2 separate regions of the Homo sapiens genome follow, and region 2 is linked to region 1. The links are chromatin loops, found by intact Hi-C in ENCODE. Cell type or tissue: gastrocnemius medialis. All regions are shown on one strand. Each heading gives the region's core, and the rest is flanking DNA. Links, peaks and the distances in the headings are about the cores only.

Region 1 (5,306 bases), core at 637-4,636:
TTAACATTAGCATTGAGATTTTTTTGTTTGTACTTTTTAAAATTAAATACTGTCAGTTTGTGAAACATAATCATGTGACTCTCAGAACTCTTGGACACTGTCACCTCATCAACAGAACACCTACCGTTTCATTCCACAAGAGTGGCAGAAGTTTCCAGAAGAACCTTCCCTACCAATGGAAAGAAGCTACTGCATACCACACAGCAACATCTGCGATATGGTCATAAATTCCGCAGTGTTCCCAAGTTGTAATGAAGAGTTTAATATATGTGCTTTTTATTATTCTACTAAGAATATATCCTAATTCAACATGTGCGTGAAATTTTCACATGTTCGTGAAAACAGGAGCTCTCATACTTGATTGTGCATGGGAATGTACAGGAAATTTTAAAACAGCTAGAGAGTCTGATAAAATTGGCTTGGAATGGTCTGGGTAGCAACATTGTTTTATCCTCCCAAAGATTCTAATGCACAACGATAGTTGAGAATCACTGGCATAAAAGACAGAAAGAAGACTGTAAGATTCATGCTATAGTCAAAATAAAAAGAATGGGAGGAGTGTCTTCATTCACTGTTAGGGTTTTGCCTACCTGCATGGCTACAAAGTTCTAAGATACCAATAGATCCCAAATTTAACTGCAAGCAAGTGGTTCCCTAAAATCAGTGACCAACTGCATGATCATACTTGGTGTCTGAAGCCAATTGCAGCAAATATCAGCAACACTGTTCCAAAGCAAAGATTCTTAACCTGAGGATGGAATTCAGGTGATCTGTATAGGAAACTCACATAGGAAAATAAGTTGCATCTTTACTTTTAGTAACATGTCACAGAAGTTCAACATGTCCTTCCCTTATGAGCACAGGCAACAGAGCACAGTAGTATTGGCAGTTCTTGATAATTTGCACCCACCGGTATTTTCATGTCACATTTCAGTTTGGGCTATTATCTCAAAATACCATTTGCAGACATCACTACTTTGACATTACTGTTGCTTAATCGGCCTGCTGTTAAATCAAGCTATTTAATGCAATAATGATGATGCACCTGTGTTAGTTACTATATCACGACTTGAGGACTTCCATAATTGCATTCCAATAAAACTGATTCTGATTTAATTGTATTTTATGCATTTCACAACATTCTTCTGAGAAACAGTCTAATTGCTTTACCAGAGCCAGTGTGGTCCGTAGCACAGGAAACGGCGAGAGCCGGCTGGAGGACCGTGCCCTGGCACATTTGCATCGCAGGCCACCCCCAGGAAGAGCGCACCCTGACCAGAGCTGAGTCTTGTTTTGCCCTGCATTTCCGCAGATAAGATTTGGCCTGAAAAGCAGTTCAACTCAGCGGAGAATAAGATGGGCTTTCTCTTTCTCCTCAGCTGCCTCTTTCTCTTGGCATTTTGGAGTGCCCCGACTGCCAGGCCGGTAACTCGAGCCTCCAAATTAATCAAAACACACAGCACCCAGTTAAAGCCCAGGCAGACAAGCCCAGGAGCCAGACGCGCTCTCCTCTGGTGACCCCCGGGCCACAACTCCCCAGCTGGGCCCGCCACCACCCCTTGAATGCCACGCTCCCTCCACTGCCCCTCCCAGGCAGGTGCCGGGGCCCCGGGACAGCGGTTGCCCCACCTATGGGCGCCTTACCTGTGGGGACGCCCGCAGCGCCAGGAGCTGCCGCCTTGCCACCCCACGGGACGCGCACCTCCAGCCCCAATCCACCCGCGCCCCGCTGCCTCTTCGCGGCGCTCTCGCAGCCAAGCCCGGCGGCCGCAAGTTGGAGGCGGGCTGGAGGCGGGGAACGCGGACCGCCGCGGGCGCGGGGAACAAGCGGGGCCTCCCGAGTGCAGACGCCCGGCGCGCCTCCCGCTTAATCTGGGCAGGGCCGCTGGCCACTCCCTCCACCCTGCGCAGCCACCTCCCCACCGCGCAGCCACCTCCCCACCGCACACCCCCAAACGCCCCACCTCCGACCGCACCCCACTTCCCCGCCTGGGCCCCCGGACCTTGGGAGCATCACCTCCTTAACCCCTTACCCTGGATCCGCGCCCACCTGCCCCTCAGGCGCCCAGCCCTTTCTCGCCTCCTGGGCACGATGCCCGGGTAGAAGGGACACTGCCTGGTAAGTTGGGAGGGAGGGGGTATGAGGGCGGGACCTGAGCCACGTCTTCCCTCCCTTGAAGCCACAACCAAAAAGCCTGGGTGGGGAGGGACGAACCGCGCGACCGAGCCCTACAAAACCCGCCCCGGCCGAGTGGCGAGGCGAGCTTTCCAGCCGGGCTCCCAGAGCCGCGCTGCGCAGGAGACGCGGTGGCCTGAGAGCCTGAGGGTCCCCGGACTCGCCCAGGCTCTGAGCGCGCGCCCACCATGAGCGCCCGGACCGCCCCCAGGCCGCAGGTGCTCCTGCTGCCGCTCCTGCTGGTGCTCCTGGCGGCGGCGCCCGCAGCCAGCAAGGTGAGTGGGGGCTGCGCGACCCCCACCCCCGCACTTCCATCCCTCCTCCACGCGTCCGGGGGACGCGCTGGCCCCACCCGCAGCGGCGCGGTAGTGGAGCGGCTGCCGGGCTAGTGGCGAGGCTGAGGGCTTCACGCAGGTCCCGGGACAGGCAGCGAGCGGAAGGGAGCAAGCGGGGATGCCCCGGAACAGGTGGAATGCGCGGGGCTGGGGGAAGAGGCGAGGAGGGGGCTTGTCCAGTGCCTAGGAGTCAGGGATGGCGGGGACAGGCCTCCAGAGGTCAGTAAATTAAAAAATAGACACATAGATAATCGCCAGGGATGATACGTGAGAACACCGGATGTGGAGATGCACGGTGTCACGCTGGTGAATCAAATCAAGCAGCTTGGCCCAGCGCACAGAGGGCTGGCAGGAGACACCTGCAGGGAGTCCCAGCCGCCACTTCCTAGCTGGGACGTCACACTAAACCCTGACCTCTCTGGGGCTCAGTTTCTTCCTTGCAAAACTTGCCCTCCAGTTTTCCTTTGCTATTGTTGGGAAAAGCAAATGCTATCACTGAAAAATTAAGAGCACCTTAGAAATCGAACTCAGGTTAGAATCATTTAAGCAATCTGACACTTTGATTTGATTTTTGACTTGGAATTTGAGTGAAACTGGATTTATTTAAATCCATCCCATATTTCTTATTCTTTGCCATTAAATAGAAATTGATTGTCCTCAAAACGATTGTGCCTCCTAGAGTTGACTCACTTGATTTTACCTTGTGAAAGTAAACTTTAACTTTTCAGATACTTGTTATTTTTACACTTTAAAAAGTTGATTTGGGTGATAACGTGGCATAGGAAATTTCATTTCCAAGGATGAGCAGATGTTTTTACAAATGTTATCATTGAGATTATGATTGGAAATTAACGGTCACATAAATATTTATATATGTTACATGAAAAGAATTTTAGAACCTATGGTCACATATAGGTTCTATATGTTTTTCCTATTTAAATTAAATGAAGACATTGCAGACATTATAGGTGAAACTAAAGCCCTCTCTGACACCCCCCATACCTCTCCCCATTTCCTTGTCTTCCAAGAGGTGTCCACTTTCACCACTTTCATATTTCATGTAGTTTTCCAAACATTGTCCATGAATTTACACACACACATATGAACCCACAAACATATATGTATGTTTTTGTTGGCCTTTTAACATAAATGATACTGTGCTGTATTCCTTTGCAACCTGTAGACCAGTCCATGTCAGTATTTAAGATCCTCCTGTTTTTCTTTTTGCTTTGTTGCACAGTATTTCACAATATGCCAAAGTTAATTGAACCATTTCCCTATCAGTTTACATTTAGATTATTCACTGTTTCACATTCTAAAGGACATTTGTAATCTATGTAATCTGTTTGTGTAGCTGGTTCTAACAAAAATGCACTTTGCATACATTAGGAATTCCCAGACCAGGTATTTAAATGCTACTAGGCATGATAGATAAAACTCAGTGGGGATTATCTACCAGCTTTAACCAGGACAAATAAATCCAAAAAAGCAAAATCCTAAAGGAAATGTGTGTTGTGGGGAAGCCTGGAGAAGAGATCCAGAGCAGGGTTTGCACATGTTTCTGAATTTAGAAGAACAGGAATGAGATTGGGAAGGGGTGGAAGAATTGTACTTATGTGAGGATCAGCCTGAAAAAGTAATGCTTGGGGACCATGCAAACTCTAGTTATACCATTTTCAATTCTGTTGTTACATTCCTTTGTTATTTTTACATGTAAACTTTTCTGTTTTGAGTTTGGCCAAATCTTGGTGACTTCTTGCTGAAATTAATCCATTTGTATTGTTTTTCTCATCACTTGAAGTAAGTCTTTCATTAACAAGTTTTCAGGATTATCATTTCCAGTGTACCTGCTGGGTTAGAGAGAAAATATGCCAGTAAAATAATGAAATGTGCCTTCATCTTGTAGAAAAAGGAATCACAACGTTCACTGATAATCGGGCAATGTGCACCAACATGGCTCCCTTCACAGAGAAACTCTGCTGTTGGGCAAGGCTGTTGACCACTCTGAGCCTCAGTTTTCTCATGTGTAAAATGAGAGTTGAAACCCCAGTGGGGCCAGCAGGTGAAGTAAGGAGTAAGGCAATGGGGTAAGAGAGACTCTTCAGAACCTAGTTGTTAGCATGCTAGAATTCAAGCCCAATTGTGCCAGCATCACTTCAAGAGAGAAGTTGGGAATCCAGTTTTTATTAGAAACTTCTCAAATTCTAAATATTAGCAACTAAGCCAAAACTTTACAAAAACATAGTGTGGGCCAAACAATGTATAAGTGAGAGCTAAATGTAACTTTGGAGCCATTATATTTTATTATTTTTGTTCTACTCCAGTTAAGGATGTGTTTCGCTCCAATTTATTCAGTTTTACTTTAGCATTTCTCAAAACAGGGAAATAGCAGCGGTGTTGACTCTACATGCTAAGTTTGTTTAGACGGGGTGGAACTGTCCACCCACACAATTTGGACTGATGTGCCGAGAATTAAATACCTCTGCTACTTTGCACAGGCATCCAGTTCCAGGCTGGCTGCCCAGCGCATCCCCAGGTTTTATAGCTGTCAGGGCCCAGCTCACCCACTTGAAATAGGGCGGCACCTTGTTGTTGTCTCAGGCAATAGACCTGGGAGTGGAGGTATAGAAAGCCCCTTCTTTGATTTCTGGATAAGGTGATGTTCACACATTAAGATATCATGGTTTATCCTTCTTCTTGCCTTAGCATTCCAGACAGGGCAGCAATATGAGAAGCAAATGTCAAAACGTGAAAAACACCTACATTTGGGGAGGATGCCTTCTCACCGGGCTTCA
Region 2 (4,037 bases), core at 1-4,000, 64 kb after region 1:
TTAGTAGAGACGGGGTTTCCCCCAGTTGGCCAGGCTGGCCTTGAACTCCTGACCTCAGGTGATCTACCTGCCTCGGCCTCCCAAAGTGCTGAGATTATAGGCATGAGCCACCGCACCTGGCCTCTATCTTAATTTTTAATGCAATTTTTATATTGCCATAGAAAAAATATAATGAAGATAATTTGTACCAGGAATCACCAAGCTTTTCCCATAAAGAGCCACGTAGTAAATATTTTAGGCTTTGCAAGCCAAGAGGCAAAATGAAGGCTACTATGCAGATACCTATATAACAAGAGAGAAAATAAATATCCACAACATTTGTATTGATGAAATGCAAACTTATGGACATTGAGATTTAAAGTTTATATAATTTTCACATTACAAAATGTTATTTCTCTCTTAATTTTGTTTCAACCATGAAAAATATAAAAACCAGTCTTAGCTCATAGGCCGGATGGAAACAGGCAGAGGGCTGGATTTGTCCTGCAAGCTGCTGTCTGCCAAGTCCTGCATTATACAGCTAATTTCATGAGCTACTATGTTATGTTTTTCACTGGGATTTTACGTCCCATCATGAGGGGCACAGTGATAGGGTGAGAGGGGGAGAAACATACCCCTCCTCCCCCAGTGCCTTGTGGCCAGCAGAGCCCGTCAATAATGAAATACAGGCCGGGCACGCTGGCTCACGCCTGTAATCCCAGCACTTTGGGAGGCCGAGGTGGGTGGATCACTTGAGCTCAGGAGTTTGAGACCAGCCTGGCCAACATGGTGAAACCCCATCTCTACTGGAGAATCATTTGAACCTGGGAGGCAGAGGTTGCAGTCAGCCAATATTGCATCACTGCACTCCAGTCTGGGTGACAGAGCAAGACTCCATCTCAAAAAAAAAAAGAAGAAGAAGAAATGCAACACTGCACCTGAGAATATGACTGACCCTGGGTCAGACTGTCTCACCTGAATTCAGATCCCCACTCCCCATGTTCCTTACTATCCTTAGCCTCTCAAAATCCTAGGTTTCTCATCTATTAGATGGAGCTTATAACAGTACCTCCCTTACAGAATTGTTGTAAGATATAATGAGATAATATGAGACAGCCAGCACTGAAAGTGCTCAAAACATACTGAGATCATTACAGTGCTGATGGAAGTTCATTTCCTCTACCACCATCCTGATCAAGGGATCCCGTGGAGCCTATTTTTCTTACATGAATAGTGAAGTTTTCTCAGTCTTTCTGCATTCAAAACCTTTTAGGGGGTAAAAAGAAAAGAAAAAAAAAGGAACCTGGAGTTAATGATTATAGGTATACTTACCATTCTCTGCATTGCATAAGACGGGCAAAATTTTCTTACCATATTATTTATTCTCAAATGTACCAGAGAGCCCTCACTGCACCGTCTTTGTCAGAGTTAGTAATCTGTATGCTTGCTGTCATCCAGAAAATCAAAAACGGGTGGCTGGCTTACATGTCTAGACTAGTGATGTGTCTCTGGACGGGAGTTGAGGGATAGGAAGTGGCAGCTGCAGTGAGATTTCTTTGATGTCCAAGGGTGGTGACAGCAGCTTCAGGGCGGGGCAGGCGGGGGCATCCCGCAAAGCAGTCCATGGGTGTCATTCTTCTTCACTGGAGGGCATGGTGCCAGGGCACATGGTTGGTTGCTTAAGGCAGACACGGGCAGAGGCGGCCCTGCAGAGGACAGCTCGTGGCGTCTGTCTGGCACGGTTTGGCTATACTTGGTCAGCTCTTCTTTTCACACACAAAAACTTTCCCCTCAGGCTATTGGCTGGGCAGAGGGACTGGCAGGGTCAGTAATCATAATGCAAAATCAACAGACCTGCTCAGTAGGGTGTTAACCAGCTGTGAACGGTGCCAACTCCCCCTGCTATTAAACCAGGCTGGGCTGGGCTGGGCTGCGGGAGAGAGATTGGAGAAAGGCAGGGCAGGCCACGTCTGTTTCACCAGCATGCACAGGAACGAGCATGCTGGCTGTTGACAGTAGAGAGAGAAATAGTCAAGATTATTTGGAAATTATGTTCTGGTCTATTAATAAAAATGCATGTGCATATTTCCTGATCCTTTTAACGAACAATAAAAATGGATGTGTTTAATGAGATCCTTCATGAGTTTTAAGGATAAAAAGATAATTGTTTACAGTGCTAGGGGGATATAAGGAATTGTGAGACACCGTTCCCACCTGCAGTTTAGGGAAAGTGATAAACCCTCAACTCAGGAGCACCTAATGATCCATGTCAAGTCAATGAGTTAGTAACAGCCTACAGTAACAGCCCTCAGTGTATCCTATGAACTCTTCTAAGGGCTTACCTGTGCTAACCAATCTGACCCCATTTCACAGATGTGGAAACCGAGACACCTGAGACTGCCTAGACTCACAGAGGTGAGGTGGCAGAGCTGGGATTTAGACCCAGGAAGTACGTCTCTGGAACTGGTGCCCTTCACCCTGTACCACTTTGCCTCATAAGAGAAAGCGATGTGCAGGTGAGACATGGGTGGCACACGGGCACTGCGAGAATTGAGATCAAGAGAAGAGTGTGAGACCCAATTGATCCGCACTCCTGGAAGGCTTGCTGCCTTTGTGTAATATATTTGATCTGGCACCTTTCTTGGATAAGCATCAAGTACCATTGGGGTCTCTAACCAATATTTTGTTAAATAAAACATTGTAATGTGTCTGTGCTCTTAGGCAAATGATATTTGGTTAATCAACCAATATAGTCAGTGTACTCTAATAATACTATTAACAAATATGAGTTAATTCATTTATTGTTTGTTAGAGATAGATAACAGCAGTCTCTCACCCTTGCTCTTAGATTCAACACCAGTTCTTTGGCACTGGACAAGGGACTTCAAGAGGAAATGTCAGGGAGGAAGGTGGCTAGTGCAGACTGATGGAAGAAAGGATCAAACAATAGTTGTGGATGTCCTTTGGCTTGGAATCTTGAAAAGGAGAAAGGGGAGTCCCCCAGTGACTGAGTCCTTATTGAGTGCAGGGTACCAGGCAGGCTAGTGACAGCATCTCAACTCCTTACAAAAACACTGCAAGGTACATCCTAGTATCTCCCTTGACAGATGGGGGAACCTGGAAGGATTAAGAAATTTCCCGGCCGGGCGCGGTGGCTCACGCCTGTAATCCCAGCACTGTGGGAGGCCAAGGTGAGTGGATCACGAGGTCAGGAGATCGAGACCATCCTGGCTAACAGGGTGACACCCTGTGTCTACTAAAAAAAATACAAAAAATTAGCTGGGCGTGGTGGTGGGCGCCTATAGTCCCAGCTACTCGGGAGACTGAGGCAGGAGAATGGCGTGAACTCGGGAGGTGGAGCTTGCAGTGAGCCGAGACCGTGCCACTGCACTCCAGCCTGGGCAACAGAGCAAGACTCCATCTCAAAAAAAAAAAAAAAAGAAATTTCCCAAAGCTCCAGTTTGTAGCTACAATGCTGGGAGTAGACTCAACATAGATGGGTCCGTATATATTCAGTAGGTCCATACATACATGGCCTGTGATTTCTGGAATTCCAAACCTTTTTGGATTCTCTACAATGAAAGTTTATTTTGCATTTTAAGTAAGGCCGTAAAACAGAAATGCAACTGTGAAAAAGAATGATTTCCACAAGTTTAACTACTTAATATTCAAAAGTGCTAAAACATCATGTAATCTCGGGTCATTTCCTGATGGCAGGAGGGGGTTTAAAAGCCATAATATTATTATTAAGAGCTTTCTGTTCATGACAAATGATTTTGTATTCCATTAAGATATGAGGAAACTATGGGGTAATTTATTGCTGGAAGGAGAAAAATCATAAAAATGTTGCTTAAGAAATATCCATTAGTTATGCTTCCTTAATAGTTAGCCTTTGGCCATCCTGGTTTTTTATGTGATTTAACAGTTGAATAGTAATGAATGGGTTATTACTATTAAAGTAACCATAGTGTTTCAAAAAAATGGGTCCAACAATGTAGATGGATTAAAATCAATGAGAATAAAAATATGGACTCTGTATCTTTTAAATTAAATAATTC

The links. A loop is a pair of places that touch in the nucleus more often than their neighbours do. Peaks named below come from ENCODE experiments on the same cell type or tissue, not always from the same donor. Only the 100,000 strongest peaks of a DNase experiment are listed, where the experiment ranks them.
Region 2: it touches region 1 in a loop (4-fold over the local background); 4 of 110 quality-filtered maps call a loop at or near these places.

Annotation. Positions count from the first base shown.
Region 1 is chr2:227,162,363-227,167,668 of GRCh38, forward strand. COL4A4 (collagen type IV alpha 4 chain) reads right to left here and starts at 1,843. Exons shown (of 48, transcript NM_000092.5): 1 at 1,645-1,843. COL4A3 (collagen type IV alpha 3 chain) reads left to right here and starts at 2,262. Exons shown (of 52, transcript NM_000091.5): 1 at 2,262-2,451. The coding sequence starts at 2,365. RefSeq lists enhancers at 1,170-2,071, 1,346-1,445 and silencers at 1,716-2,095, 2,316-2,495. In gastrocnemius medialis, for the core only: no CTCF peak of the experiment used is centred there; DNase peaks (open chromatin) are centred at 1,929, 2,139 and 2,829; H3K4me3 peaks cover 2,435 bases; H3K27ac peaks cover 4,000 bases.
Region 2 is chr2:227,226,648-227,230,684 of GRCh38, forward strand. The region is part of intron 1 of COL4A3 (collagen type IV alpha 3 chain); the gene reads left to right. It overlaps MFF-DT (MFF divergent transcript), which reads right to left. Exons shown (of 14, transcript NR_102371.1): 11 at 1,834-1,985; 12 at 1,123-1,245. Among named protein-coding and RNA genes, the nearest start is that of COL4A3, 64 kb to the left of the region's middle. In gastrocnemius medialis, for the core only: no CTCF peak of the experiment used is centred there; DNase peaks (open chromatin) are centred at 764 and 1,624; H3K27ac peaks cover 3,053 bases.